Regions from separate parts of the Mus musculus genome. Here all the other regions are linked to region 2. A link is a loop called in an ENCODE intact Hi-C map of the cell type or tissue named here. Cell type or tissue: left cerebral cortex. All regions are shown on one strand. Links, peaks and the distances in the headings refer to the core of each region. The heading gives the core; the rest is flanking DNA. Region 1 holds the start of Gm36372 (a long non-coding RNA gene). Region 2 has its middle 81 kb from the start of Lpin1. Region 3 has its middle 28 kb from the start of Gm36372. Region 4 holds the start of Trib2 (tribbles pseudokinase 2).

What was found. Hi-C counts contacts between places; a loop is a spot of excess contacts. Peaks named below come from ENCODE experiments on the same cell type or tissue, not always from the same donor. Only the 100,000 strongest peaks of a DNase experiment are listed, where the experiment ranks them.
Region 1: a loop joins it to region 2, with 3 times the contacts of the local background. A loop is called at or near these places in 4 of 42 quality-filtered maps.
Region 3: a loop joins it to region 2, with 2.2 times the contacts of the local background. A loop is called at or near these places in 2 of 42 quality-filtered maps.
Region 4: it touches region 2 in a loop (7-fold over the local background); 20 of 42 quality-filtered maps call a loop at or near these places.

The regions. Positions count from the first base shown.
Region 1 is chr12:16,226,588-16,234,645 of GRCm38, forward strand. Gm36372 (a long non-coding RNA gene) reads right to left here and starts at 5,857. Exons shown (of 4, transcript XR_381302.4): 1 at 5,558-5,857. It overlaps Gm48606 (a long non-coding RNA gene), which reads left to right and starts at 5,669. Exons shown (of 2, transcript XR_003950290.1): 1 at 5,669-6,001. In left cerebral cortex, for the core only: a CTCF peak has its summit at 4,749 (motif pointing left); DNase peaks (open chromatin) are centred at 4,526 and 5,736; H3K27ac peaks cover 958 bases.
Region 2 is chr12:16,504,960-16,513,017 of GRCm38, forward strand. No RefSeq gene overlaps it. Among named protein-coding and RNA genes, the nearest start is that of Lpin1, 81 kb to the right of the region's middle. In left cerebral cortex, for the core only: a CTCF peak has its summit at 4,626 (motif pointing left); a DNase peak (open chromatin) is centred at 4,590.
Region 3 is chr12:16,256,424-16,264,481 of GRCm38, forward strand. No RefSeq gene overlaps it. Among named protein-coding and RNA genes, the nearest start is that of Gm36372, 28 kb to the left of the region's middle. In left cerebral cortex, for the core only: no CTCF peak of the experiment used is centred there; DNase peaks (open chromatin) are centred at 4,332 and 4,718.
Region 4 is chr12:15,813,062-15,821,119 of GRCm38, forward strand. It overlaps Trib2 (tribbles pseudokinase 2), which reads right to left and starts at 3,724. Exons shown (of 3, transcript NM_144551.5): 1 at 2,170-3,724. The coding sequence starts at 2,439. It overlaps Gm5432 (a long non-coding RNA gene), which reads left to right and starts at 3,876. Exons shown (of 3, transcript XR_001780551.2): 1 at 3,876-4,036. In left cerebral cortex, for the core only: CTCF peaks have their summits at 3,065 and 3,996; DNase peaks (open chromatin) are centred at 1,868, 2,311, 3,054 and 3,833; H3K4me3 peaks cover 3,007 bases; H3K27ac peaks cover 2,730 bases.

The DNA of each region.
Region 1 (8,058 bases), core at 1,789-6,788, 280 kb before region 2:
TATTTTCACTTGAAAGGAAACGTTACTTCCAATCACATTCAGCCTGGGACCTAGATTTTTTTTCAGCAGTTAATATTAGTCTCTACTTGTGGTGGTGGGAGAAAGAAACACAATGACAATTTCTCAAGGATCAGATGACTGAAATGTAATGAAAAAGCAAAGGAGTTCAGCAACTGCTGACCAAGTACACACGTAATTTCTCCTTTTAACCAAGACAGTTCACCTAGAATTTACTAGATAACCTTCTTTTAGGGGACCCTGAGCCTGGCATGAGCTCCCAAGACAATCTGGTTATATAGAACTTATACATCTATAGTCTTCACCATTCAGAAGTAAGCCTTCTTGAGCTCCGGAGTTAAAACTACTCAGTGTCTTGGCATATAAAGCAAGTACTCTGTTGTGTTTGTAGAGCCTACAAGGAGGCTGATATAGTTTCCCAGTAAAGTGAGGAATAAAAGCTTTGACTAATTGAATCCTGACCACCTAGCATAGAATTCAGTCTACCCTTATGGACGCCCAGAGCTGTTCTTGAGTTACAAAATCATACCTGAAAATATAGATTGGCCATATTAAATGTCTTGATGAATATCAGGAAACATAATTTTGGATACTTTCATAAGTATTCAGGGGCAAGTGCAACGGGAAGATGCAGCCAAGCATGGGTTTATTTCAGTCTATTTCTTTGGTTCTTTATAAGCTGGCTTGTGTAAAGTCAATGCGAACATGTGGTTTACTGTCCACTTTTCCTGCTTTGTCTCTGTGTTTTGCTTTGTTTTGTTCCTTTAGAATTGAAATAGTGTGGGAAAATGCCAGCTGTGTTCTGGTCTAAAGTCGCAAAGTACAGCTGTGGCTCAGTTTATGCACATGTGAGATTTAATCTTGTGTTGTTGATAAGTAGCATCTATTTATCTTTAAGCAAGTATGAGTTCAGTAGTGTGTACACAGACCTGGGATTATTAAATATTTCTCTGTGTGTGAGAATAGCTCAGGGTTTTTTTTTTTCCTTTGCCTCAACTGCCTGTCTCATCTGACCAACGTTGGGGGGATATAATTGCTATCAACCTTCTGTGGAAGCCAAAAGTACTTGAGCCACATTCCTAGTTCCTTCTCCCCCGTCCCACCTCCTCAGCTGATGTGCCTCAGAGGGTCACAGCCAGCTTGCAAAGTCTCCACAACATCTTCTGGGTTCTTCCTATCTAAACATCCACAGCCTCATCCAGTATCAAAAGTCAGCATGCCTCAAACCTGACGGATTGCAAAGGCAGAGGCACGTTTGCCCAGCTGATGCCTGTTCTGTGCATTAGATCACCGCCCCAGGGGACAATCCCAGGATCTGCTTCCCACTTCTGAGATGTCCTGCTCTTCCTTTGCTTCTCAATCCAAATCCAAGTCCTTCACCTTGGAGCACCAAGCTAGGCGCTCAGACTGCTTCCTGGGCCATGCTCACAACCTACCAGAAGCTGACATAAGCTTGAACAAACACTTACTTTCTGGTCTCATTCCCTTACAAAGGCAGAAGTTAGACGCCTGTGCATTCTTCTATCAGTTGGATTTCTCTTAGGAACCAGCAGCTAAACTAGGTTAGACTACAGACACAATTCTCAATGTCACCATCAGTGCTGTGTTTACACTAACTTTATGAAAACAGACAATTTTAAACACGTCCTAGTAGAAAGGACAGTTAATAAACCTAACTCTAATACCCCTTATTGGTTATTTAGAAGGAAAATCTGACACATCAGGGCATGTCACCTGAGTGTAATACTCTGTCTGTCTAATGCCAAAGATCTAAAAATCATAACTATAGTACCACCATCAAATCTAAATAAATCCCTTGATGTTGTCGATGATATATTATTGGCCAGACTCTCTTAGAAAAGGACACCCTAAATGAATGTCTGATATAATAATAATAATTAATAATAATAATATGCCAACACATTGAAGCCAGATCTACACTATACCTACAAATCCAGGTAATTTATTTAATTAGATCATGTTTCAAGTTTGATCTTTTTTTAAAAAATTATTGTATTTGCTTGTTTTGTGTGTACACATTTGCTTATAGGTATGTTGGCTCACATGTTCTCTGGAAAGTGTATGGAGGTCAAAGGACAACTGGCAGAAATCACCTTTACCTACTGGGCTATCTTGCTGGCCACTGGAATCATCAGTATTTCAGTGTCCCACTGCTACAGACCCAAGGCTTCAGCATTCCAATAACAGTACTGTGTGTCGTACCAGGGTTAATCCATGTAGAGTGTCTATAAGTGAGGTTTTTCTACTTAGGTGTTGTTGTTGTTGTTGTTTTGCATTTGTTGATTACTTTTCAGGACCAATAGGAGGAAGTCATACTCGTTAGGACAGGATAGTTTCATGATTTTAATGGAGATAGGAAAGGCCAGAAAAAGAAGTTCAAGTTAGGGGAAAAGGAATTAAGTAATGCTTTCTAAAATGCTGGCTGTAAATGGCTCTTCTAGAAGATGAATTAAACCCATGGAAGTGTTTTATTTGACTATTTCAATAATTCATGCAAGAAGCAAGAAGCATTGAGTGTATGTTTTTGGCTGATGCAGTTCTAAGTGCCAGGGATACATCAGTGAATGACACAAACAGAAAGGCTGCTCCCAGGGAGTTAACATCCTTCTTTCTGTGCCATCTGAACTGAGAAGGTGGACCACCCACCCCTAGGAGTTTTCCATTCTTCCTTCTCAATGCTTGGCTCTGCACCTTAGGCAAGTGTTCCACCACAGTGCTGTGTCCCAGCCTCTTCACTCCTTTTTGTTTGTTGCTGAAAAACTGTTTTGCAGAAGGTATGTCTTCCCCAGCAGAGCCACAAGCTCACACCTTGCTTTTCAGTCTGACTCCCACCTCCACCCCCACCCCAAGATTCACATCCCCCACAGCATCTGAGTTTGAGGCACTTCCTTGAGCTAGCTGTCATATTTTGGCCTCTATTGATCCAATGACTAAATACTGATGATGTTCATTATTGATCATCCACATTTGGGGTGGGGGTAAATTATTTTTATATTCAGAATATGATGTTTAAATACTAATTTACACAAGGTAAAGCACAAGGTAGTAATTTTGAAAGGGTCAATAGGATATGTAGTACCCCTGAGTTTGGGATCTTTTATCAAGAAAGACCTATGAGCCTCTCCAGAGCCATGCAATAACAACTGTATTCGCTACAATTATGAGGGAAGGAACACAGATAGAAAAAACATTATAGAAACATACAGGAAGTAGGCACATTCTTGATGGCCACAAAGAGATGGCTGTTGAATATTCTTATACTATATTTAAAGATTTGTTTTTAATAAATTGAAGCTTGCTTGAGAGTGGGTTGCTGATATCTTTGGCAGTTGTGTTCTGCAGCTGTACCAAACCTTCATGATTTCCAGAAGGCATCACAAACAACTTGTACATCTACTTTATCTCAGCTAATTATAAGTTATACATCAGTAAAATCTAAACATAATGTCATACTGTTTTCTTTACATCACTGATGTCACAGGCGTCAAATTCAAAATCCAAAAAGGCAAGAGACCATCTCAAATATTGTGAGATTTTTCTGTATGACAACAAATCCCATTAGAGATGTTCTTCACACAGAGCTACTTCCATTTCAGTTTTTAGCAAATCTCAAGGGTGCTCACAGCAGAAGGGATGGCAGCATTTCTGGGCTGAGAGAAATCTGAAGTCATAAGCTCCCATCATCTCAAGGTGAAGTACTTCTTGAAGCATTCATGGAATCCAGGGGTAGGGGGCGGGTTGAAGACAGTCCAGGGTACAGTCTCAAAGCTATACTCTCCTGGTAGCCTCAAGAAGTCAGGAACAGGCTCCTCCTCTTTTTAACTAAACAAAAACAGTGAGTGGTATGACACCAGTCACCCCTCATCCACCTTCCCTCGAGAATCAAGCTGAACAGCATCCTTCCCCAGAAATACTCTATATACTTCAAAATAGTTGTTTTCAGTGACTTCATGATGTTAACCTCTGAACATAATGACTCAGATTGATGTTCCAGTTAAATGTGAGTCTTACCTCTTGAACCATTTAGCACAGTCTGACCTCCTTTCAAAGATTACCTAGAAATACAAATTCTCCCTTTCCGTACATCCCTGTTCACCTTCTGAAGGTCTGCTTCAATTTCTACATGCTCTGCCTTAAAATAGGAAATGAAATCTGTTCCACATATTGTAAGCATGGCTTGGGGAATGTTTGAATAACACAGACATAAACTTATACTAAACAGGACATTTTGCAATTTAACCAAAAGTATGTGTTCTCCCTTTTTAGCAACACGATACCCACTTTTTTGATGGCACGGACAAGCATGTGGAACCTCCTTCTCCATGTTACCAATTTTACCGCATTTCTGTGTCTCCACACCCTACATAACAAATGGCCACCTTTTCTTCTTCAGTTTACTATGGTTGACCTAGAACATGCTTTCTTTAAGGTTGCCACAAAATGTGCCTTTGCTCTAGTCTTTCTACGAAACTAGGGCAATCTGTGGAAACCCAAATCTGACTATGTCTTTCCTCTGTTTAAAATTAGTTCATTGTTCCATATGCAAACTTCTCCACGTAGCATTCGAGACTCTCTGAGACATGGCCTATTTACATCTCAAGCTCATCTTCTGATCCACCTCAGACTGAGCCATCTGCAATGACAGCCTGTTTGGTGCTCCAAAGCCCCTCTGGGAGCTTAACACCCTGTCCTTTCAGCACCCTCTTCTGGAAACTTCTATACCCTTTTTGTCTTCACCCCCATGCTTTAGCTAGTGCTCTCCAACCTAGGGCAATGGTGAAAGCTCACTATGAAGCAAGAGCCCCCATGGTCCCTGTACCTTTCTATTTTATGTAGGTTCTAACATGAGGACTTTGTGATTTTCCTATGGGGCTGTACCTTCAGCCACCAGGCACCTTCCACACAGGACCAGCATCCTAAGTGGATACAAGAACAAAGAAACATCAGAGAGATTAAGTTCTGGGCTTTTAAGGTCTCGACAGCTTACAGCGTTTACAGACTTGGACTCACCTGTCTTTCAGAAATAAGAAGGCTTTCTGGGAGCCTGGCCTGCTTTCCCTGATCTCTGAAATCCTAGCTTGCTTCTATACAATAGAAAGCACTCTGCTCTTCCTCCCATGGAAGGTCTCAGCATCCAGCTTTCAGAATCAAATAGGAAAAAACTCACCTTTCTCGGCCCTAGCATCATCCTCTCCCACTCTAACTTATTATTCCCTAATTAGCTTCATTTTAGGGTGATTAATAGTTACGTTAGCCACTTCTCCTTTGAGACATTCCTATTGTCACCTAGGAGACACTGGTCCTAGATTAATACCCCACCACCACAAAAAAAAGAAGAAAGACAGAAAGTGAGAGAGAGAGAAGGAAGGAAGAAGGAAGGAAGGAAGGAAGGAAGGAAGGAAGGAAGGAAGGAAGGAAGGAAGGAAGGAAGGAAAGAAGGAAGGAAGGAAAACTATGTCAGATGAGTACATTCAAACACTGAACAAAACTTCAATAGTGGATCAGGAGAAAATCAAACCTGTATCCTTGCAGGGTTTTCCAGCTAGAATTAATAGAGTTCAGCCATGCGTGCTGTGCCTTTGGCCAGGAAGCTCCGAGATCAGATGTCTCAATGAGAAGTCACATGAGCTCAGAGTGCAGAGGCTTGCTTTCTGCAGGAACAAACCTTAGTTGACCTAGATCCCACTGTACATGCCTAAGAGCTGGCTGGCTTCTTCCACTTGTGAATTACTTGTGTTTCTAAGGAGCCTTTTTTACTCTTTGTCACAGGTTTTAGGAAATCTCATCTTCTGTGTTGTCACCAGGATCTCTCTGGACTCCTCTTAGCTCCTGAATTCTTGTCATCTGCATGGAGAATTCAGATGAGACACACAGAACACAGCATAAGAGACAGACTGTGTAGAGAACAGTGAAATGCACTCATGGACAGTGGCTAAAGAGACAGCTGTCTCCTCCATTTAAGGTAGGATTTATACCATTTTAAACAACTCTAGAGCAGGCAGTTTTTCCTGAGGGAGCATTTTTGTGTCTAGGTGATTGACAGTCCTGATTTGATTAGCTCATACAGGTGGGAGCAACCATGTGTGTGTGTGTGGTTATTTGTGTTTGTTTTTGTTTTTTGGGGGGTTGTTTGTTTGTTTGTTTTTTCTTTATCAGAAAACCACCAGAAAAGATTACCACCAGTAATCTTGTGAGGTTTGGGGTTCCTGGAGCCAGGTTAGATAAACATCTGCTGCTGGTCTTCCAGGCAGCTCAGGATGTCCCGTCCCCTCCGGGGGCCAGAAATATGACTCAGTAATTAAGGTCCCATGGTTCTAGTCACTGGTCTCCACATTGTTGATTCCGTAGGAAACGTCTACTCCCGCATCCCTCAGGTCTGTTACTCAATAACCAGCTACCTAACAACGTGTTGTTGAAGGCCATCATGACTGAGTTTTCCAAGGGGAGGTGGCATGTGCTTTACTGTTTCACCTTGGTGGAAAAGACACCGTCCTGGTGATCAGAACACCTGCCCCAGCACCAGCGACAAGAATGAGCACTGCTGGCCTTTGGGTATTCCAGTTTCCCCTGAAGGCACTTACTGCTTGGCTGCTCCAAAACTTCAAGTACATGGGTCTCCTTTCTATTCTTGAGACAGTGAAGCTAGGTAATCCCTAATTAAAGGGCCTCCATGTGCACTATTGTTCTCTCTGAAACACATTCCCATGACAACACACACACACACACACACACACACACACACACACACACACACACACACACACCTTGCAACATTCTGACCTTCAAGCACCTCTAGGTCTCCTTCTGATCGTTGTCCACCATGTTCTGTGATTAGTCAACTTTCTACTGCTGACACAAATACCTAGAGTCAATAACTGATCAAGAGGAAAATAGTTATATTGACTCATCGTTTGAGTTTATGGCTGTTTGGGTCCATTGAGGGGGGATCTATGAAAGGGACAAGCACCACAGCAGGGGGCACAGGATGATTCAAAGCTGCTCCCACTCCAAGGCTTCTGAGAATCAAAGAAAAAGGAGGAAGGGGAAGGGGCTTGGGTCTGACATCCCTTTATTCTTCATGACTTCCATTAAGTCTCAAGCCTTAGGGGTTCTACCACTGCCCAATAGCGCCCCAGGCTGGCAATCAAACATTTAACACATGGCCTTCAAAAGGCATTCCAGACCCAAATTGCAGGAAAAAGCAAGTTCAGACTTCCCCTTGGAAAGTCTTCCCTGTGGGTCTGAAGAGGCAGCTCTGTGATTACCAGCATGTATTACTATTGCAGGGGACCCAAGTTCAGCTCCACGAATCCACATCAGATGCGGGACAAACCATGTATCTATACATTCTTTTTTTTTTTTTTCATTTTTTAAAATTAGGTATTTTCTTCATTTACATTTCCAATGCTATCCCAAAAGTCCTCCATACCCTCCCTCCCCCACCCCTACCCACTCCCACTTCTTGACCCTGGTGTTCCCCGGTACTGAGGCATATAAAGTTTGTAAGACCAATGGGCCTCTCTTTCCACTGATGGCCAACTAGGCCATCTTCTGATACATATGCAGCTAGAGACACGAGCTCCAGGGGGTACTGGTTAGTTCATATTGTTGTTCCACCTATAGGGTAGCACACCCCTTTAGCTCCTTGGGTACTTTCTTTAGCTCCTCCATTGGGGGCCCTGTGATCCATCCAATAGCTGAATGTGAGCATCCACTTCCGTGCTTGCTAGGAATGGATACAGAAATGTGGTACATTTACACAATGGAGTACTACTCAGCTATTAAAAAGAATGGATTTATGAAATTCCTAGGCAAATGGATGGACCTGGAGGGCATCATCCTGAGTGAGGTAACACATTCACAAAAGAACTCACATGATATGTACTCACTGATAAGTGGATATTAGCCCAGAAACTTAGAATACCCAAGATACAAGATACAATTTGCAAAACACATGAAACTGAAGAAGAATGAAGACCAAAGTGTGGACACTTTGGCCCTTCTTAGAATTGGGAACAA
Region 2 (8,058 bases), core at 1,730-6,729:
CCTCTACACACTTGAGAGCATCAAAGATCAACTCCCATGCACACAGTCTCCAAAGCCTCATGCTGTCTTCTCTAATTGCATAGGAATTTCACACTCCATTCACTGGCTATCACTGTGAGTTTTCATGTCAAAATCAATGCTCACTGAAGTTGTGTGGCGCACATCAGGTAGTGTCTTTTCACAGCTGACCCATCACATTGTGTCCCTGGATCAGCAGCTCAATAACAGATCATGGGCTGTACAGAAAACGATCCTCTAAGTGGTCTCAAACTGCTTACCTGGATGCCTTTGCTTTTTCTGAATTAAAAAAAAAATGCCATCTGCCATTTACTGAGTTCCTGTGATGAGTGCACAATTTGGCCAACATCATGTCTTGAGCTTACAGCAGTTCTTTGAGAAATGGAGATTCAGGCAGGAGTGTCTTGAGTGGTGGTTCTCAACCTGTGGGTCTCAACCCCTTATATCATATAAAATAATTCTATATATCAAGTAATTATATTATTATCCATAACAGTAGAAAAACTACAGATGTGAAGTAGCAACAAAAATAATTTTATGGCCGGACGGTGGCAGCGCACACCTTTAATCCCAGCACTTGGGAGGCAGAGGCAGGTGGATTTCTGAGTTTGAGGCCAGCCTGGTCTACAGAGTGAGTTCCAGGACAGCCAGGGATATACGGAGAAACCCTGTCTTGAAAAAAAAAATTATGGACATGATCAGGTATTGGGTGGGGGACAGGAATGAAACACTGAGGGCCAGCAGAAAGAATGAAAACAGGCAACCTCGGGAGGTAGAAGGTAGAGAGACCCTCTAGAATGTACTGAGTCCTGGGAGGTGAGAGATGCTCAGGACTCAAAGGGAGGAACCTTAGATGAAATGCCCAACAGTGGGGAGAGGGAACTTATAGAAAGACTGAGCATCAGTGGAGGGATGGGATTGCCATCTCACAGTCAAAAACTCTGACCCAGAATTGTTCCTGTCTGAAAGAACTGCAGGCACAAAAATGGAGAAGAGACTGAGGAAAAGGAGGTTCAGTGACCTGCCCAAATTAGAATCCAGCTCAAGGGGAAACTCCAAAGCCCGACACTATTACTGATGCTATGTCATAATAATGTGCTTACAGACAGCAGCCTAGCATGGCTGTCCTCCGAGAAACCCAACAAGCAGCTGAAAGAGTCAGATGCAGATACTTACACCCAACCAATGGACAGAAACTGAGGACCCCTGTGGTTGAATTAGGGAAAAGCTGGAAGAAGCTGAGGAGGAAGGCGACCCTATAGGGAGACCAGCAGTCTCACCTAACCTTGTCCCCATGATCTCTCAGATACTAAACCACCAACCAGGCAGCATACACCAACTGATATAAGGCCCCCAACACATATACAGCACAGGAAGCACAGGACTGCCTGGTCTGGCCTCAATGAGAGAAGATGCATCTAACCCCCAAGAGACTTGAGGCCCCAGGGAGTGGGGAGGCCTAGCAGGGTGCGGATGGGTGGGGTGGAGACCTCCTCTTGGAGATGGGGGAGGAGGAATTGGATGAGGAACAGTCAGAGAGCAAACTGGGAGGGAGATAGCGACTGGACTATTAAAAGATTAATAATAATAATAATTTAAACAAAAAATAATAATAATGTTGTGGCTGGGGGGTCATCACATGAGAAACTGTGTTAAAGGGCCACAGCTTTAGGAAGGTTGAGAACCACTGTGTTTGGGGTGGAAGAGTGGGACACTTACACAGCTTGTCAGAGCCATCAATGAGGAAGATACAAACTACCACATGGTATTCAAGCCATTGAGGTCTGTGACAATTAACCAAAGCAAGACTGCAAATGAACAAAGGAGAGCTATAGCTACCCAGTTCTGGGTCAGGCTGATGCTCATTGTAGGAACAAAAAACAAAAACCCTCAGGTGTGAATGCTGTGTCATTTCTTGCTGGCTTCACAGCTACACAACACGAGGCCTTTGCTGTTCAGCCCCATGTCAGCTAATAGGGGCCCTGGAGGCAGTTTGCCCTGCTCAGCTAGAGGGAAAATCATCACACAGAAAAATCAGCTCCACCTGTCAGTTGTGGTTCCAAAGACAGGCAGCCCTTCCCTTCCCCTCTGCTAAGCGGCAAAGCCTCTCTAGTTGACATTTTTTTTGAGAGATGGATTGAGACTGACATTCTAAGCATGAGAGCAGGGGAAGTTACAGACCAAAAAATAATAATGATAAAGCAGACTCAGCCCTGGAAAAACACAAAGCACCATATGTCTACAAATAAATTAACAAGCCGGCGCTGGGAGACGTCTCAGTCAGTGAAGTGCCTGACTGCAAGTGTGGAGACAGGAACTCCAAAGGAACTCCAAAGGCACCGCGGAGGCAGGAGGATCCCCGGGGCTCACTGGTCAGCCAGTCTAGGGGAAGTAATAAGACTCATAGTTCAGTGAGCAACGATGTCTCGAGAAGTCAAGCAGAGAGGAGCAGCGGAAAACCCCAATGGCATCTATGTGCACAATATACTCACCTCTATAGACATATATACTCACTCCACCTGGACAGCACAGAAGAGCTGACCCTAGCAGTGGGGGCGCAGGTGAGCCAGCCTGAGGGGGGGGGGGAGCGTGGAAAAGCTGGCCCTGCCACTCATCTGTCTGCCACGAGGTGGTGTGTGTGCAAGGGTGACACTCCATGACGGCCCCTCACTACCTGCAGCAGTCAGGAGAGCTGGCCCTGTTCTTCCCAGGCTGAAGCACTTGGGAGACCAAGACCCTGCACCTGACAAGCAGGGCTCGTTGCATCCTTATTAGCTACCGCTGTGGAACTTACCCATTTACTTAAAACTGAGTGTCAGGGATGCCCAGAGGGCCACCTCAATGACAAACCTCTTTCTACCCCACTCTCCATTGGGAAGCATCATGAAGCAGTATAGCTTGTCTTTCTTCCTGAGGAGCAGGGCCCATAACTCCTCCCAGGACAGCCACTCCTGGAATGGCTCTTCACAAGGAACCCAGTACAACCTGGAAGGAGCTGCAACCCTCGGGGTTGATGGACTCACATTACCTGATGGTTACAAGTGCCCTCTAGAAACCAAGACTTCCAGAACCGTGAGACTTAACACTTTAGGGATCAGGAAAGCCCAATATGGTTGCTGAATGACAAGGAGCAGGCCACTCTTATGTCACCTTTTAGCTCCAGGCTTCATAGATCTACAGTGTGTCTCACCTGGGAATTTCTGTGTCTGTTTTCTTACCCCCCTACTCCACCTTTGGCCAGAGGCTCCTGGAGGACAAAGTCCATTTTTGCATGTTTCTGTGTATATACTAAGAGAAGTCCTATTGTCTGGCATAGAGGATGGGGGATGGGTGGAAGGAAATGTCACTTTCTTATGTATGGCTGTGATGTGTGTTTATTTGTACACAGGCACACATGTGTGCATTGCGTGTGCATGTGCATTTACATGTGCAACCTCGGGTATCATTTCTCAGATACTCTCTCCCCTTGTTTGTTTTGGGGATTTTTTGGTTGTTTAGTTGTTTGGGGGTTTTGTTGTGTTTTGTTTTGTTTTGTTTTGTTTTGTTTTGAGACAGGGTAGTTCACTGGAACTTGCCAAGTAGGTTAGACTAGTTAGACAATGAACCCCAGTGAGACAGAACCTTTTTCTGCCACCCCAATGCTGGTATTAGAAGCAAGAGCCACCAAGCCCTGCTTCTTTTCCCATGAGTTCTGGGGGTAAAATATAGTTCCTTGTGCTTATAAGACAAGCACTTTACTGGCTAATCTGTCTCTAAGTCTTAAAGATACTTTCTTATGCCATGGCTAACACATTTTTGGAACATCTGCCCTATTTTTTAAATACCAACTACAGTCCTGATACTGAATACTGAGTCAATAGGTCAGAGTGTCCCATTGGGACCAGCACAGGATACCTGCAAAACAAAAGTGGGAAGTAAAGAGCCAGCAAAGTTAAAAATATTATGACAGTCCATCTGTGGTCAGAAAGAGAAAAGGCATGGTGATACTGGCCTTTCCAAGAGACTTGCTTGGCCCTTGGGAAAATCGGGTCTGAAGTCAAGACCCATTTCCCTGCTGGGCAAAGCTTTCTTTACTTGAAAATCAGAGCAGACAGATCCTCAGTAGAGGCCACAGACAAAAAGTAGGTTTCTGTCCGAAAGGCCAGGAGTTCTTCGGGCTTGGAGCTGGGGGAGAGAGCGCTTGTAGAGAGTATGCATGGCTGAGGGTGTGTTCTCTGAATGTCTTTCCTTGGCTAGAAAGAACCTGGAGGAGAAGCAGTCGGGAAACATTTGGGAAAGGTCTAAAGTCACAAAGGAGTCCAGGAGTCCTCTGTGCAAAGCCAGTAGGCAGCCCATGAGGCATTCACAGGAAACAAAGAGAGAGAAAAAGAGGTCAAAAGAGCCCTCCAACCCTGCATTCATCATTCAGTTCGATCTTCAAGGAATCTGCTGACTGACACAAATTGTTTTATGTGACTTTCTGCCTGGGACCTGAAAGGACAGGCCCCTCCCAAGAAGGAGAAGATGGGGCTGAATGGGGGCGAGGCCGCGGGGGCGGGGGAGTGGAGAGACACAGGAAGCCACGACCTTAGTTCCCACGGGGGTGTTGGGCGCCATCTACTGGTAATCAAAAGAACCACTCATACCTTTTGAAGAAGGCTGTTTCTTAGAAGTGGGTATGTATGCAAAGGGAAACAGAGCCTTTCTCACTGTAGGGAGCCAGCTCTGCCTCCCCTGAGCGTGGTCTCCCGACACATAGCAATTATTCTACAATGAGAATCCAGGGTTCAAAGGCCATAGTTAGTCTGCCAAGAGCAAGAATGTGCACACTGATTGCCGCTAAGAGTACCACTCCTTATCCTAAATTCAGTAGCTGAAAGTCTTCCTGCAACATCGCTTGCCTTGTGAGTGGTTGAATGTGGCTTGAGTAACTGGTTCTTTTGTCATACAGCTGTAAGAATCCAGCAAAAGAGGCAAAAGTGAATGCAGAGATGTGAACAGTAGCTGCAGCAGCAGGCGGCTCTCAGGATGCCCGGGGCATAGCCACCCCTGTGCCTTTTTCATCTACAGCATGACAAACATTTCAAAGTTCAGGGCTGATTTCACTCCTTTCTGACCCCTGCCCTGCACTCGGCTATCCTAGACAAGTTAAAGAAAGGAGAAAGAACAAATCAAGCTGGCTAAGCTGGTTTCACACTTCAAAGACCCTTGAACCAGTCTGAGGTGACAGGTAACAGACCACCACTAAAGCTGTGAAGGAGCATTGAGAGTGTAATACTTTATTCCAGCTGCTTCATTGTCTCCTGGCTGGGAGCAAGACCCTCATTGTCTCAAAAGTCCTGTGATATTTGAGCCTACCTTGCCTCTGTTTGGCTGTACCAACCCCTCCAGCCAATCTCCTCCCCACCCGCCTCCCTTCACCCAGTGCCTTCCATCATGTTGGTCCTTCTGCACACAGCCAAAACCACGGCCACTGCCTTGGTCATGGTGTCTTTTCACAGCAATAGGACAGTGTCTAAGACACCTGCCCACCTCAATTAGCAATCAAGACAATTCCCAAAGATATGACCACAGTCCAAGTACCCCAGTAATTGATCTCAATAAGTTTTCTCATTAATCCCTCTTCCTGAGTAATTTCAGGTTGTCAAACTACAATGGAAATAACTACTGACCTGAGATTTTCACCTCTGTCCTAAGACTCCAAGACTTCCATTGCAATGGCCCCTCCAGGAAGGGAAGAAGACACCAAACATTGCCAAGCGTCAGCAACAACACACCTGTGGCTTTAGCTGCTCCTGGGCAAACATTTGCATCCTTTTCTGACAGAGAAAGAGAGAAGCTCCAAGAGGGAAAACCAGTGGCCCAAGAACATGCTGCTTGCCAGTGAGCATCAGGGCTCTCTCCAGCCTTGTAGTGCAATGAGCCTGCCCCCTGCACTGCTTCATGAGGGCAGGAGGCCAAGAAGATAGGCTGACCCTCTTCTTGCACTCTAAATGACTTCTTTCCAACTTGTAGTCATGCCGATGAATGACATTAACTCTGCTTTAGGATTTGTGGGTTCCTTCATGTATTCAAACGGACATAGCAGAGAAGAAGGCTGCATGTGTATATGTTATTTGCTCACTAATCACTCATACTGTGTGCCCTGCAGACCACAAGACACTGCCTGTCTTATCCTAGGCACATCACAGGGAACAGGGGACAGAACTGCCCGTATCTGGACCAAAAGGCAGTTCCCCAGGCAGTTAAGGTTGACAGTAAGTGTGCTACTTATTTTAATAGACCTCCGAAAAGGCATAAAGGCAAGACCCTATTGTGCCACCTGTTAGACCAAGTTTCAGCCTAGCAATTGCTTGTCCTGCTCTCTGGGCCAGCTCTATCCTGGCTGTCTCAGAAATACCTCATGTTATGAGCCCAAAGACACTTCATCCTGTGGATACAGAGAAACAGGAGACTCCCGATGCATGATTTCCAATAGAAAACACAACCCAGACACATACAGGAACTCCCTTCTACAGAGCAAAATCCCAGCTATGGTAGAGGTGTTTGCACCTGTATTCTTCAATTTCTGATCCAGTAAAAAAAAAGGATCAGGGTGTGTGTGGCTGCTGGGTATCAGGTCTTCTGTCCTAGGCAAGGGAGTTCCAGCAGAAACAAAAATGAATAAAATCATCTGGCCACAGGTAACTTGAAAACAGACAAAAACAAACAAATGAGCAAACAAAACAATGACATACAAACTGAGAGGGAAAAGCCATTGATCTACCACTCAGAAGTGAACCCTGAAGGCTGCAAGACCAACCTGCCAGGCAAGCCATACCCACTGGCACAATAGTGGCATGAAAGTTATGGGGGTAACCAACCACTTTCTGATTAGAGCTGAGCCAGGTACAGAGGAAGGAATTCATGCCTGCCTCTATAAACCTGGCCCAAAGCCCCATGGCTTGGAAGGTCACAGGTCCTAAGGGGGAACCCACCACTGCTGTGTTACAGAATGTACGTGTCATCAAACTTCCTCATAATATTTGTGTGTGTGCCCTTAAGATGGATGGGTCAGTGTTGCCCTCGACCTTGTCCAGAGACGCTTCTTCTATAGTAGACACAGTTAGTGCAGAGTTGGAACTAATGAAGTCACTCCGCTATTAATGGGACACCTATATCCACACCATACCCCACCCAAGACAAAGTTCTGCAACACTACAGAAGAGACGATAGGAAGAATATAAGAACTGATGGAAGAGTCGGCGTGCAGTGAAATGCTGTGTTCTGGACATGATGTAGCTATTGTACCTATGAACTCTCTTCATCTACGGTTACCTGTACGAGACCTGTTCAAGATCAGGCCAACAAGAGCAGTCAGTGTTCCAGCAGGCAGCACTAGCTGGACTCAGTGGGTTCTAGAAAGGGTAAGGGAAGATATGAAGATAGCGGGAGGCATGCATGTTGGAAAGTGGCTGAGGGTTTCTCCGGAAAAATGAGACAGAGCCTAGGGAATAGACATGATTAATGTGTAGATGTTCAAAATTGTCAAAAAAAAGATTTTTAAAGAAAAATAAAAATGACAGGTAGTATCTAAGACCCGATGATACAAAAGTGATGTGCATTTAGTAGTGCACTCGGACTTTTGCATTCATTATTTTCCAGGCTTGTGAGATGTGATAAGAAGCACTCTCAATGTTGGGCAGGGATAGGGGCAGGGGCAGGAGCAGGGAGCCCCAGTTCCAAGCCAACCCTAAGATCAAGAGAAAAAACCACGTGTTCTATGGTGGACTGAGCTGCTTGGCTGTGATTCTCCAGAGGTTAGGAACATTTAATGCATTTAACTGGGAAGATTTTCAAGCAATAGTTATATAAGGATGAAACCCACTGTACACTGAGAAACATCTATATGTATGATATGAGGTTAACAAGTCCTATTTAAAAAAAAAAGTCATATTGCAAGCAGAGAGTTGAGACGCACAGCTGCTATACATATAAGGTGAGGCTCTGAAGGCATAGCCATTACAGGCCAGGTTTCTGATCCCCTCTGAGGAGCCATTGAACAGGAGTGGAGTCCAGCTC
Region 3 (8,058 bases), core at 1,508-6,507, 250 kb before region 2:
ATAGGAAATAGCTAAGATATTGGCCAGTCTTTTCTCCATTGTATCATGCTTGACTTATCCTGAACTTACTTTGACTTTAAAATAACGCCAAAAGAGGGCTGAACCTTGACATTGAATGAGGATCTTCTCCTGGGCTAGTGATACATGGAGTGCTGCGTTCTCACAAGGCTGGATAGCAGCAATAACTTACAGCTACTGCTCAGCAACATAAAACGACCAGACTTTATCCTGGAATAGGCTTTGTTAACGTTGGGCTACCATCGGATTCTGAGAATGGCTAACATGAACTAGGCTAAGCTTGGGCATTTGAAGTGGTAATTTGTTTAGTTGCTCTGAACATCCCACAAGCTTCTTGCTACCACCTAATGCTCTGGATTCCTGAAAGACACACATACATAGCCTTATATTTTAAGTACCTTAAACAGCTCAAAGGCTGGGCCACTTCCTAGCTCCACGTGGCTAACTATACTCCCCTCCGATATCCCCTAAGTTAATACTTATTAAATCTATATTTTATCTTTGCTGCCCTGGACCCTGCTGGACATCCCTTCTGGAACCACTTTCACCCAGAACTTACATGTCAGCTGTCTCTCCCTCCTGCACCTTTCTGGTGTGGTCTGTCTCCTATGCTCTCCTCATGGTAGAGTCCCCTCTTCCTCCTTCCTGGATTCCTTCCCTAAAAGTCCTGCTTCTGTCTCCCTGCCCAGCCATTGGCTTCCAGCAACTTTATTGACCAGTCAAAAACCAATGGGAGACAGGCTTCCTTTAGTCCTGTATGCTGGACACCAAAATCAGGTTTTTGGGTAACATAATTAGCGTGAGAAAACAAGCTGCTACAGGCATTCTGTAGATTAATTAATTCAATTTAATTTAAGTCAATTAAATGGATCTTTAACTTATTGTGTGGTTTATGAAGATGTTGTGGAGTACCTATATTCAGATGGAGGCTTACCTAAAATGACTAGGAAGTTCCTGTCAAATGGCATACAAGAGATATACTTGGAAATATGAAAAGTCCATATTTATTCTCAGATCTCCCTGACAATGCTTTTGTGATTCTTGACAAGTTAACCTATATGTGTAGTGGGTTGGCCTAATGCTGCTTGTATTCTAATGTGAATCCGGGGTCCCCAGTGATGAGAGAACCTACCTAAGATTCTGAGTGGCCTTACCTCCAAGTTAATTCTAATTGGTAAATAAAGATGCCGACAACCAATAGCTGAGCAGAAGAGGCAGAGGTGAGGTTTAGGTTTCAGGGGCTTGGGAGAGAGGAGGAGCACAAGGAAGGAGGTTCAGGAGGAGGAGAGAGAAGCGGCCATGAGGTAACAGTCAAGAGAGCCTGGCCCTGAGGGCTGTCTAATTGGAGCTAAGAGCAGCCCAGGTGAACCTAGTAAATAGTAAGCAATAACTCAGGGTTATCGATAAGAAAGTAGATTCTAACAGCATGGAGGGTAGGCAGCTGCCCAGCCATTGTGCTGCTTAAGGTTTGTTGCAAATATAAAGGTTGTGAGTGTATCTCATTTGGAAATATAAGTAGTCTAAGGCAGGATAGAAACTCCAAGTCAGGGTTTTAAGTAATTTCTACAACATGCATTCAGTGGTTTCTGATTTGTTTTCCCATCCTCACATTGGCATATGGTGGTTTTACAAAAAAGTTGGCTAGAGTTAAATACAGTCTTGGGCCCTTTATCCCTTATTCAAAGTGTTTTCACCCAGGCATACAGCAAAAACCCATAGTAGTTTCAGATTTTTTTTTAAAAGTAACAGTACATATGACATACACTATATAACAGGTCCATACGGGTCTGAAGCTGAAGCCTAAAAGTGTACCCTAACCGTTATGCAGTAAACAGAAGCATTAAAAACTACAAACAGCTGAAGTTCATCTCAGGGTCTGCTGCTAAGTATGTTCAGGTCAGGTATGGGTTACTTTCCATTTTCAAAGATGTTCTGAAGTTTAGAACTGTGCATGAAGAGCCTGGGAACTCTTTGGTCTGGGAGAGCATTATTCTCTCTGCAGAAAGATAACACACACCCCTTTCCTCCTGATGAAAGATAAGACATGCACCCTTGCTTTCTTTTGAACACGCCCCTTCCCTCCTGCACATTTCTGCTGAAGCGGGGGAAGCCTTCGGATACCAAATGCGGAGCAGAATCTAGGGTGCAAGAAAACAAGACTCCAGCTGGGGTCAGGTAGGATCCAAAGTCAAAGCTGCACTGCATGTAGGAGAGGTCTGCAGTGATGTCTGGCTCCTCTTTAAACTACACAGTAGTCCATGTGCACATGTGTGCATGAGCACACACACACTCACACACACACACATTCACAAACACACATACACACATTCACACACACACACTCACACACACACTTTCACACACACATTCACACTCACACACACACACATTCACAAACACACATACACACATTCACACACACATACACACACACACTCACACACACATACACACACACAATCGAGAAACTGGTGAAAGATGATAGCAGAAAAAGTCAATTTGGGTAAAATTTACTATTTGCCTTTTAAGTCCTAAACTTGACAAGAATTTCATCCCAGAAGGCATTCAACCATCCATCGTAAACCTGTGCACAGTAGAGGGGACACCAGGCAGAAGGCTAAGTAGCTTCAAAGTGCTTCTTTACGTTTGAGATTTGACATCTGCAGGCGGGGCTTCCCTTATTCTTTATCTCACAACTGATCTTATAATTACCACTCTGTGCAATAAGTGGAGGTAAAACCTTTGCATAGCACTGCAGGAGGTGGGGGGAGCAGAACCATTTGTCAATCCAATTTAGCCACCACTTGTTTCCTACCCCGCACTCCAGGACCTGTCCTAAGGGAGTACAAGGACAGCTATGTGTTCAGAAGCAAGGTATGCATTCCCAGACTGCATGGCAAAACACAGGCCAGAGTCAGGGTGTACCCAGGACACTGCAGCTGGCTGAGCAGTCAAGACCTGACTGAAAGAAGCTGGGTCTCACCCTTGGATGTATTTGATGATGTTGGGCGAAAATTTGGAGAAAGAGCACAACTCAGTGCATTCATTCTGAATCAGGTTTCTGGTGGCAACTACGTGCTTTTGATGCTGGTTGTGGAGCCTTAAGCTGGTTACTTAGTTCTGACACTGATTCTTTGCACTTAAGTTCAGATAACAGGAGTTGCTTCATAGGATTGCCAGGAACATTGAAATAAGCTCTAAGGAGAGTCCACGGTGGGGGCCTCAGCCCACAGTGTGTGTTTCTATATACATCGCTGAGTGTGAGCATAGCCCACGGTGGGGGCCTAAGCCCACAGTGTGTGTTTCTACATTCATTGCTGAGTGTGAGCATAGCCCACAGTGTGTGTCTCTATATACATTGCTGAGTGTGAGCATAGCCCACAGTGGGGGCCACTGCATCCATCATTAAGTATGAGCAGAGTCCAGAGTGAGGGTGGGGCCTCTGCACCCATCACTAAGTGTAAGAAGAACGCACAGTAGGGGCACACAATGAGTGGCTTTGTATCCACTGAATGTGAGCAGAGAGCATAGTGGGCCTCTGCATCCATCCCTAAATGTAATCCCAAAATGCATCAGAATGCCATTTGTGCTCTACAGAATGCCACCCCACCTGCAAGGACTTATAACCAAAAGACTGAAGAGCCTAAACTGGACTCTTGTCTTTCTAAAGAGAAAGAAGTATGACAGGAAAGTACACTCTACACAAACAAGCCAATGTTGTCATGCAAACCACAAAGGAAATCACTTGATCCATTGTTCCCATCCTGCCATTCAGCCTGAGACAAGTCAATGATAAACATGAAGGCAAGAGAGAATGTTCTGGAAAACATAGAACCCATCTTTAAATCAAGTAAGTGTTACTCCTAAAACAACTCACATCTCCAGCCTTACAATGCCTCTTGCATGCCTGTCTGCAGAACCAGTTTGTGGTCCTCCCTCTGCTTTGTCCCCTGTGGAGACCAGAAAAGAATGACCTAGTCAATGCAGAGTATGCCATTGCTCCAAATCTCTATAACCAAGAGTTCCAGAAAGCCAGAGACGGAGACACCTAATCCTTCCAATAGCTGAAGAATTGTGTCTTGGGCCTTAGATGCTGTGTTCCAGGGATCTGTTTGGTCCAACAGAAATCTTCCTTGGCTGACTAAAGAAAGAGAGAGGCTGAGTCTCATCTAGGTGATTGGCAAGGGAGACATATGTTGTTCCCCACATGTGTTCACACCATTCAGGCTTTCAGCTGGGAGCAGCCCCAACAGTAAGAACATATCCAAACAAGCATCATAGAGCCTGCCTGGGGCTGTGCAGCCAACAACCTGACTGGGAATGAATGAGATTGCTCCTAGCAGAGTTCCAAGCTGGAAGGAATCATTAAAACGGTGGCTACTATTTCTCTGCAGAAAAAAGAGACTCAGTCGGGGTCATTCTAAAATAGCCTTTGCAGAGACATCTGTTCTGGTGGCATCTCCACTCAAGCAAGTATGCAATGCTCTCGTTTCCAGTGAAACTGATCAACGGGTGTTTGCATGCAGAACAGTGCATTTTCATAGCAAATGCCTGGCGTGTTTGCAAATACTAAATGATTCGGGTGGGGTGGGCTGGTGAGTGTGTCCTGTCAATGTCGATCTAATGGCCTTCTTGTGAAGCTTCAGGCCAAGCTGAGGTGACTGGAGGGACTCTAATGAAACTGATAATATCTCTGGCTTGGCTAGAAGATGACTCACCAGCCAGAGACTCATTAGCACAGGGTCACCCGGGAACTGAGAGGTTCCTTTCAGAGCAGGAGGCACAGATATCCAGCACACTGCTTGCATTTCAATGACTCTCTCTCACGGAGGAGAAGCTGGCTTCGCTAAACCAGGAATGCACATCCTCAAAAAAGAAGAATGATTGCTGCTAATTAGGGATAATTTTAAGACTCTCCGACAAAACGCAGGTGGAATTCTTTCAATTCATTTGCCTTTGAGTTAGTTCTGAAGTGCTGGCTGCTGTCCAACAAGTATCTACAGTTCCTATGAATTCATAAGGATCCAGGGCTTCAGCACAAAGTCCAGCTGAGCAGTCAGTGGTCACCTTAGTAACATCAGTGTCCTGGCTGTGTTTATGTACAATTATCATGGTGTCAGATACACCAGCCAGAGAACCGTACTGATGATAAAAGACAAAACTGGCCTTTTGCTGGTAGAAATGAGTGGCACTCTTGCCCGAGTAGAGCCAGCTGTCTAGGGCAGTTCACGCTCACCATGTGATAGACACTAACATTTGGGGACCATCCTCCTTCAACGACCTGGTGTCTCATTTTTCCCTCCTGTCTTGATTCCAAGTTTTTCTTCCCAACTATGCTTTATCTACCTGGTTACTGCCTAGATTCCATGTACTTCTTTTGCCTTATATGTTATCAGTCCCCATTTCTCTACTGATGAGTCTCCTTTCTACCCTTCATCTTTCCCATCCATCCAGACCCATCCTTTTCCAAGCTCAGATGCCACAGGGCCAAGAGCCTGCCCAAAGCACAATTTGATATAGGGTCTCACAATGAGTACCTAACCTTCTGCTTTTATGTTTGAAAAATTTCATTAATTGTGGGGAGGGGCAGGGTATATGTTATGAGTACCAAAAGAGGCAGATCCCTAGTGTAACAATGTATTCTGGCCTGCCCAATGAGGGTGCTTATAGAAGAACTTGGGTCCTGTGCAGAAGTAGCACCACGCACTCTTATTTACTGTTTTCTTGGTTTTATCCTTGTTTTTTATTGGTCTATTTGTTCTCTAAAAAGAGAGAGAGAAGGAAGTTGTGGAGTTAGGTGGGCAAGGAGGTTGAAAAGATCTAAGAGGAAACAAGAGAGCTGAAATCATGATCAGAATAGATAGTAGGAAAATATTATTTGTGTGTGTGTGTGTTTGTAAGAGAGAGGGGGATCTTTCTTGCCACAGTCCTTGTCCCAGTAGTTACAAGGTACTAAGTGACCCGTGCTATCTGTGCCTTCAGTCTGTTGAATTGGGAAAAAATAAAGATAAAAGTAATTGAGAGGAAAGGAGGAGGAGCAAGAACAACAAAAAACAAGAAATAACAGCAATGAAGGAACCGTGGTGGGGGAGATCATGTAGGTAAACGATAGATGACAGACAGATAGATTATAGGCAGATGATTGATCATGGATGGATAGATAGATAGACAGACAGACAGTCACTAGCATCCAGAGCTCTAAAAACGTGAACACTCTCTGTGCCCTCCTCTGATCTCCCTGAACTCAGACTACCATCCAGGTAAGGCAGTGGGCACCATCCTCTCTTTGGCATATGGTAAACACAACCTTCCCTATTTCCCACACTCACTTTCTCCACAAATGTGAACCCATTTCTACCTCTATTTGCTTAGAAATCAGTATCAGATGCAAAATGTTTTTTCTGTAATTATTCTTAAGTAGTATTTCTATTGTACACAGTGGGAAAATTACCTTCCTCATATTTTCCAATGCAGGCAAGCGATACAACATGAATCCCCTCTCAAGTGTCTTACCAGCAATGTTCCGAATGATGACTGCACTAGGGTTTTTCTGAGTACTTACCACTGGTCATGTTTGTCTAAGATAGTCACTTCCCAGAGGAGACATTAGAATGTCACACAGAATCCATAGTTTGTTCATTCCACAGCAATAAAAACATGTTCTCTTAAAAATAGCTCTAATGTTCAAAGCAACTTTCTCATCAGAGCAGGAGGACAAATTAAGAGCTGTCATGATCTAAGTAAAAGGAAGGATTTTAGTCCCTGAAATTTCATGTTTTGAAGACTTACTGCCCAGATTTATATATTGAATGGTATTTGCCATTGGGACACCAGGCAGTGATTAGGATTGAGGGCCTCAGAGTGGGACCTCCTAATAGTATTTGTGGCTTTATAAAATTGAGTGAACACACTAGCCTTACCTCACCATGCCATTGGGGATATGACGACACAACAAAGCCCTTACAGGACACTCTAGGACTTTCAGCCTCCAGAACCATGAGCTAAATCAGTGTGAATCCCAACACCCATGGGGCTCACATATCAGATAATCTATATGTCCGATATTTATTATGATGGATAGTAATAATAAATTTAAAGGATTGCAGTATTAGGAGTGTTGAGAACCACTGGACTAAGCAAACTTCTATTCTTAGTGCATTACAGTAACAGGAATTTCCATAGCAACTGGAAACAGAATAAGACAGTAAAAGATGCTTACAGCAATAGAATTATTCTGTATTGGACTATATTAGTGTCAATACCCTATCCTATTTGTGATGTTATCATTAAGCCTTCCAAGACTTACTGTTAGAGGAAATAGGTAAAGGGTAAATCATGAGATCTTAGTGGTTTTTTTCCTTTTATTTATTTAATTAATTTATTTATTTGCCTCCAAAATGTTGCCCTCCCTCCACATCTCCCTTTGTAGGGATGGTGCCTGTCCATGGGATGGATTCCAAGTTGGGCCTCTCATTGGACAGCCATTCCTTAAGTCTCAGCTCCATTTTTGTTCCTGCATTTCTTTTAGACAGGAGCAATTCTAAGTCGAAAGTTTTGTAGATCGCTTGATGTCTCATCCCTCCAATGGAGGTCCCATCTACTGGAGCTCCCAGGGATCCAGGTTAGTTGACACTGTTGGTCTTCCTATGGAGTTGCAACTCCCTCCAGTTCCTTCGGTCCCTCCCTTAACTCTCAGAGGATAGGCATGCCAGGCTCCTGTCTGCAAGCACAACATAAAATCAGTAACAGTGTCAAGGTTTGGTGCCTACCCATGGGATGGATCCCAAGTTCAGCCTCTCGCAGGACAGTCTTTCCTTCAATCTCTGCTCCATTTCTGTTCCTGCATTTCTTTTAGACAGGAGCAATTTTGGGTCAAAAGTTTTGTAGGTGGGTTGATGTCCCCATCCCTCCACTAGAGGCAGTCTCTTTAGGTTTTATTTCCCCTCTGTTAGACATTTCAGCTAAGGTCACCCCCACTGAGTCCTGGGAACCTCCCCTATCCCAGGTCTCTGGTATTTTCTACAGGTTCCCCCCATGCCC
Region 4 (8,058 bases), core at 1,562-6,561, 690 kb before region 2:
GGTTTTGTACATTTTTTTTGCATAAACATGAAGTTAGGAAACAGGAACCCCATGTTAAGACACCAAAAGGAGGTGGGTTCAAATGTGGAGGTTTTCGAATCCTGTAGCGAGCTAAAGAGCCCACAGTGTGTATATTGGGGCAGTCATAGCATCACCGTAATAAAACTCTCCTAGAGAGGGTGGCACACAGCTGTGCTCAGAAGTCACCCACATCACCTCAGGGGAAAAAGACAGGAGAACAGAAGCTGTGGAGTCGTAAAGGGATGACCTCTGTCAAACAAAACAATGATACCACACTTAAATCCGCTTGCAGCCGCACTGTAATTGGCGAGGACCTGATTCAATCTTTGAAATAACTAAACCAACAGATTAAGTACAGTTTGGGGCCAGGGAGCAAGTCGGCAAATGACACTGTAAGGTCAGCCTAGAGTGAAATATGTCTCGAAGGATCAGAAAGGAAAACGAACAGAGAGACCAGAGATAGCCCTAGTTTTAAACAAAGAAAGAATAGCAAGATGCTCTTGCAGAATTTGGCCACAGACAGTTCTTACGTAAAATCATCTCCAGCCTTTGGAAGAGAAATATATTAAAGTGCTGGACTGAGGGTGAGCAAAAGGAGGGGGAGGGGCTCTCTGCCGATGATGGTGCATATTTCATAGGAGAATGACAGCTCAGTGGAATTCATTCATTTCAAAGGATGACTGTCCTATTGTGCAGTGTGTGGGGCTCCAATCAGGCTCTGAGTTGCCTACTAAATTTAATGCTTTAGCTGGGCATAGTTGCTCTTGATTACAGTAACTTGGAGAAGATGCAAAAACCCCCAACACTTAGTACATGCAAACAGCAGCATTTAAAGAGTCTCTGGTTTCCTCTAAAAATCGGAAATAAATAATCTCAGAACTGCCTTCTGAGATCTTCACCCACCCGGTTTTTGCAAGGAAGCGCTCCAAGTCAGCACGAAAGAAGGTGATTTCACAAAGCAGCCAGTGATTAATTGAGGAAAAGTGTAATACAGTATTTGTAGCACAGCTGTGCACATTACCCATTTTAAAGGCAGCACAGTCGCACTTCCACCTCAATAAATAAATAAATAAATAAATAAATAAATAAATAAGAAGAACCTAAATTTAAGTGGTAATGTATTCTTGATCTACATCTGGGGAAGTCCTGTTCTCCACTGCAGTAGGAAACTGACTGTAGTCAAATACTTTGTTATTATCCTTCCTTGGTCCTCTTGTCTGGTACTCGGTTAGCACACACAAAGACACACTGACACATAGAGACACAAACCAGTTACTGTTCAGGGTCAAAGACAAAAAGGAAATTGAAGTGTCCTTCTTAGTACTAGCCCAGGGGGCTCTAAAGGGCAGTCTCTAAACAGGCAAAGGTGGCCTTGTGGGTGCAGGGGAGTAGCAATGGGGGTGTGCAGTCAGGGAGTCTGAAGACGCGAAGAAACCTAGACAAAAAGAACCAAAGGATTCGTTGTTCACCCAAAGGTGCGCAAGGGGCGAATTTCCACCCCAACCTTCCTTTCCAGGCTTCAAGCCGAAGAAAGAGCTTTAAAACTCCTCTTTTCCCCGGCTAGAGCCTTGGTCTCAGCCAGAGGGGACACTTTTTGTGTCTCTTTTAAAAGGCCACCTTTGGAACAAAGGTTTAACACCTGCAGGCTGCTAAGAACAATGGCTACAAAAGAAACCAGAGGAGCAGCGTTTGAAAACCAACCGGGGATTCCCTAGTCCTTGCAGCGAGGGGAGGGGAATCGACTCAGAGAGAGAAATGCCCAGGCAAGGGGAATCAGCCCGGTGCACCCGAGCTCTACGAGCCTCCTAAGGGGCACGCGTGTCCGTGCCCCAGTTCAGATTCGCCGCCCTCCCTTCCCGGATCTCCCCAAAACGCCCCCGCTGCAGCCCGCCTCATTGTCTGAAACGGTCTGAAAACTTCGCAACTAGTCGAACGTGGACAGACACACAAATAAACCCTCTTAACGAGGCCACGCATAATGATCCCGGGAGTCTTTCGCCCCTGGACTTGAGAGCTTTCCGACCTCCCGCACCGTCCCCGGCCCCTGGCAAAAGACCCAGGATGATTTTTTTTTAATTTTTTAAAAAAAAAATTTTAATTTTTTTTAAGCAAAAAAACAAAACGCAAAAGCAAAGCTGGGCTGGTTACCTTGCAAACCAGCTCCTCTCCGCTGTGCAGATGCACAGCGCGGAAAACGTGGTCTCCCTCCAGAGGCTCCAACAGTAAGTATTTCCCGATGCAAGAAACGCAATGCGACAAGTTCGGAGTCTCGGGCGGGCTCGGAGAGCCAAGGTTCGGGCTGAAACTCTGGCTGGGCTCAGCGGACCTTATAGACGACAGCTCTTCGAAATCCTGGGTTTTGTTCCGCGATCTCCCATATCTCGCTATTGTGATAGGGGTAGACCTGTGTATGTTCATGAGTGTGAGGATCGCACACGACAAAACAAACAAACAAACCAAAAAACCCCTCTGGAGAGATGGATGAGCCGCGCCGGTGCAGGCGCCTCGGTGCTACCGACTTAAAAGGATCAAGAAGGGAGGGGACCCGTCTGGGGCTCCGTGGAGGAAGAGTTAAGAACTAGCCCCCAGATGGGCGCTGCAGGGCTGGTCCCCGGCTGCGAGCCCCGCTCCCGGGGGTGCTCGCTCTGCGGACAACTCGGGTCCTTTTGTTACCCAGAAGCTGCCAGCGCGGTGCAGAACCGCACGCTGGACTCAGTGGGTCTCTGTTCGCAGCGTGGATCTGGACGAGTGAGCGTGCCTCTGGGGTGAGGAGCTGCAGCGCCGGGCTTCTGAGCGATCCCCAGCTGAGGATCCGCAGACCGGGCGGAGAAGCCCTGCGTGGAGTTTGTGCAGTCTTCAGGGAGCGCGCGGCGCCGGCTCGCCCTCCACGCGTTAGAAACCAAACAAAAAGAAAAAGGAAATAAGCTCGGGTCTACCGGCTCACGCCGCGCGGCAGCCAGAATCCGCGCTGCACCCCCCTCTTTTTGGTGGAAAGGGTGGGGGGCGTGTAAGGGGGGTGCTAGAGAGGGCAGTTACCTAAGTCTTAACTGTAGATGGCGTCTGAGGCTTTTCCAAAAAATCGCAGAGCTGTCTCTCTCAAGAAAAAAAAAAAAAGACAGAAAAAAAAAATTGCAAAGGCGCTTTTAACTTGGGGCGGTCAGCAGTGGCAACAAAAGATTGCAAAAGCTGAGTAGGGAGTGCGCGGAGTAGGGCAGGCACAGGTACCGCGACAAAGCCCAAGGCAGAGCCCGCGCGGTCAGCACTAGCTCTTGCTGTCGCTGCTCACGTCCCAGATCCTCCTCCGATGAAGCAAGAAGTGCGGGCGGTGACCTGGGGGGTACCAGCAGCAGGAGCTTTCCGGGGGTCCTGCAGGAGCTGCCAGCAGATGCTCCCCGGACTCCGTCAACCCGCGGCGTTCCTTTTCCGCTGCACAACTGGGTCTTGAGCCTTGAAACAATTTGCAAACCACTCTTGTCTCCCGATGCCTTGCGACCAAATTGCACGGCGGGGTTTGCTCTGCAGGAAAAATAAAAATCGACGGCTTGTCTTCTTTTCTTATTATTTTTTTTTTCTTGCCACCCAGAAGTAGGAGAGGACCGTGTATTTAAAAATTAAAGGGGATGGCCACGGCGCCCTAGGCCAATCCCGGCGCTCAAGCACGCCCGCATCCCCGGGCGAGGCGGTATTAATAGTTACTTACGTGGCCGGGGATCTCGGAGCGAGCCCGGCTGTGTGTGCGCGTATGTGTGCGCGCGCGCCTCGCTTGCTCGCGCTCGGTCTCCCCATTCAATGTCACCGACACATTTCCACAGAGCCCCCGCCCTCTTCGCCGGCCCCGCCCTACCCACGCCCCGGCCCCTGTCATTGAGCCCGGAGCCCATCAATCAGCGGCGCCGCTGCCAGTGCGCGCGCGGCTCCCCTGCGCCCGCCGGCGGCCAGGGCTGCTGCCGCCACTCCTGCAGTGCCCCCACTGGGGGCGCCAGCCTCGCCCCCGGATGGCTCGGCCAGGCGCGAGGTAAACAGTGCTTTATATCCTTCCGCAGTCCAAGGGCTCTGGGCTCCCCTGGCCTGCTGTTCGCGCTGCAGCGACAGGGATGCTGGACTGTGTATCTGCCACCGTCGCCACGCAACACCGGCAGGCTCAGGTCAACTTTGAGACTTAGATCCTCTTCCCCGGGATTTTCCGCAGAAAGCCTCGCATCTTCTGGGTACCGGGCACCCCTCTGCTGCTATGTTAACCTGAACAAGCAGTTCCCCGCGGGTTTTAAAAAAAATGAAGGATTCTTGCAGCCCACAGTCTCTAGAATTAGTTTTATTCTTTCTCTCCGGTTGCTTATCATTTCAACAGAAGTCCATTGTGAGCTTGTAGTTAGTGTCACCACCCCTCCCCCACTTACCAGTTATAGGATTGGGGATCCTTTCAGAGTCTTTTGACTTCAGGACAAGGTCTTTGGGGAGAGCTCAGGAACACACACCTTTGCACCCACACTTCCAGCAAAGGATGTTGGCTCCTAGCCAAGGAGTCAGGCTTCTCCAGCCCCGGCATCTCAGTATTTAGGCCAAGAACACATTCAATACCGGGTTCAACGGAAGGCTGCACTTTGACCCTTGCTTATTCTTAACTTCCTGGGAAGGTTCTGGACCATTGGCTTGAACAGACCTGGGGAAAGTTCAGACCACAGCTTAAGCCTCTTGACTTTACCTAATGCATCCTGGTAAGAGTAGCAATGTAGCAGGGGAAAACAGAAAGAGAAAGAAGCAACCAAGGTCTGGGGCAAGACTGCTGGGCTTACTCTTGAGTTTTTACCCGCATAAGGCACCTCTTTCTATGAGGGAGGTCACTCTGTAACAATATTCTGCACTACCACTTTTGAACAGAAATAGAGAACTAGTTATAATTATACTTAACCGGGACAATAGTGGCTCTAATGATCAGGAGTTCCCTGAGGGTTGTTTCAGAGTAGTGAATGGACCTTGCTTGTTCAGCTAGCCACCCTAGAGGACAGATCTTGAGAAGAAACTAAAATGCCCCATGTCTTCTCATAGATCTCCCATCCTTCTCCCCACTCATCTGCCTTAAACTCAGACTCTGATCCCTAAACTGTCCCTTAAGGGGACCACAGCTTGAGGAAGTCACCATGACTACAGAGTAGTGTGCCATGCAGTCTCTGCCCAGTTCAAGAACAGGTCCTAGACAAACAATCTCTACAGAGGATCCATTGAGAAAGGTTCCCTGGGGCCTCTGTTGGGTGACTGTCACCAAACTTTCTTGTAGAAGTTTGAGAAACTTGTGTTCAGCATCAGTTTTCAGATTCAGAAGGAAACTGAATTCGCATGGGCTTTTTTGGTTTGGTTTGGTTTTTGTTTTTGCTTCTTTTTCTTCCCAGGATCTCTAGTTTTCGTCTGTTAAATGACAGCCCTGCGTACCTCATGTGACCCCTAGAACTGCAGTTGCAGTTCTAGGAAATATATGAAGAATTATGATAGTGTTTCTCAGCCTGTGAGTTGTGACCCCTTTGCGGTGAACAACCTTTTCACAGGGGTCACATATCAGATATTTACATTCTATGCATAACAAAAGCAAAATTACTGTCATGAAGTAGCAGCAAAATAATTTGATGTTTGGGGGTCGCCACAAGAGAAAGTGTATCGAAGGACAGTAACTTCCTGGAGTCCTGGAAAAATACGTGTTTCCTTGGGCTGTCATATTGCAATGACTACATTGCTCCTCTCTCTCTCTCTCTCTCTCTCTCTCTCTCTCTCTCTGTGTGTGTGTGTGTGTGTGTGTGTGTGTGTGTGTTTCTTAGTCCTTCTCTGGGGCTAGATTGAGCTTTAGGTTAGAGGAGACCAAATCTTCCTGATACTTGGATGTCATCACAGGGGTAAGCCTGCCTGTCATAAGCCAGTGGTTCTTTGTGGACATTGAGACAGTCTGGTGAGTCATAAAATAATACACATAAGAGCTCATTGTTGGCCATTTAGGCAGAGAAAAGAGAAAGTATGAGAGAAAAGGAGTAGGAAGACCTAGCTTTCTCCTAACTTGAATGCTCAGTGCCATCAACTGGGCTGCCCAGCCAGGTAAGTGGTGAAGCAGGTTATAATTACACTGGGAATGCCTGGTCATGTTGCAGCTGAAGACCACTGTATTCTTGTAGAGAAATAGACTCGACTCCAAGTTGACTTTCAATCAGGAAGTGTATTGAGGTATCAGGAAGACCACACTGGTGCTCATTATGGAGTTCCTGTCAGTGGGCATCACAGAGAAGAGAAAGCATTAGAGCCTTAACATGGTGGTTCTCAACCATGGGTCATAAACCCCTTGGAGTTCTCGTATCAGATATCCTGCATATCAGATATTTACATACAATTCAGAACAGTAATACGGTTGCAGTTGTGAAGTAGCAACAAAGATAATTTTATGGCTGGGGGTCACCACAACATGAGGAACGGTATTAAAGGGTTGCAGCACTAGGAAGGCTGTGAACCACTGCTTTAACAGATCAAGCAAAGCCTCAGCTTATGCAGATGCCTGATGTATCCTGTCCATCACTGAGGGTGAGTCCGTCACTTCTCAGGGACTGCTATGGCAGCTATTCTATCCCTTTGTAAAGCCAAATCCTTATGCTTATAATAAAGTTATTACAGTGGGGGGTAAACGTGACCACTCATAGCATAGATCTTCAGCTTCCCTACATGTGCTGACTCATGGGAGCAGGAGTGGGAGTCTTCATGTACCCAATTTCTAGTCACAAGATCTTAGATGACTTTAAAACCTTTTAATCGCAATGTGCGATTATGATTGGAATTTTGCCAATACATGGAATCTAAGAATGATACATATACAAACCAAAGAAAGCATCTATATACAATATATCTATATCTATATCTATATCTATATACAATATAAACCAGTTCCTGTTATTATTAACAACATTTGTTAGAATGCCTGAATACAGTCATGGAAAACAACTAAACATACAACATTTAATGTAAATAATAAGTAAAAGGTTTACAGTATCAATAAGACATGAGCATTATTAACTGTAATTATAGAAATAGGTAAATAAGGATTATATATGTAGAATGATATAACTTTTTCCTCCATGTTGAAGTAAGTCTGTCAAATGCTGTCGCCATTCCAGGTTGTAGGCTCCATGTTATCAGGAATATTCTCTTATCCTGAAATGCATTTACTTCTTCCTTCTCTTCATAGCTCATTTATTTTATTTATTCAGCAAATGAGTAGTGGCTGCCAACAGAGTGTGTGACACTCTCGCTAAGCAAGTTCTGTGTTTATTAAATGAATAAGTATATTTTGAAAAGTACTTATTTGAATGATACATCAATTTGACCATAGGTGTTTTATAGAGGAACTGTGTATGTGTGTATGTGTGTATTATGCTGCCACCAAAGGCATGGCCCATATTTAAGGTGGATCTCTTTACCTCAAGAGATCTGGATTTAGTGTTGGTCTCCTCACTTCCAATGATTTAGTTAAGAAATAGCCCTCACTTGACTTGACTTTTAGTTAATTCTACTGTAGTCAAGTTGACGACCAAGAGCCATCATGATAAGTGACAACAGTTCTCTCTTAATTCTTACATGACAAGCCTAAGCCTAAGAAGAAGCCTCTCTCTGTAACTACAGGCACGGGAGAGACATTCAGCAAGGTTCACAGAGGAGCTATGTTTACACACGGTGGGGAGGTTGGGATGGATTTGGAGCAGTGATGAGGCCTAGGACATACTTCTAGGCTTTGGCACATATCAATTCTATTAGCCCCGCATAAAATGCTCCATTACATAGAAAGTCTTCTTTAGCACTCACGTCAGTGCTTGTAAGTCTTTTATTGCACTCTTAGAGCTCTAACCCAGCCCTGTCGTTCTCCTTGGCTCTTAAAGAAAACGCCAAATTATTGCCCCACTTTATTCTATGATAACCCACTACTCAGTGGCCTTAGAGGTTTCTGTGTGTGTGTGTGTGTGTGTGTGTGTGTGTGTGTGTGTGTGTGTGTGTGTGTGTGTGTGTGTTCTGTGC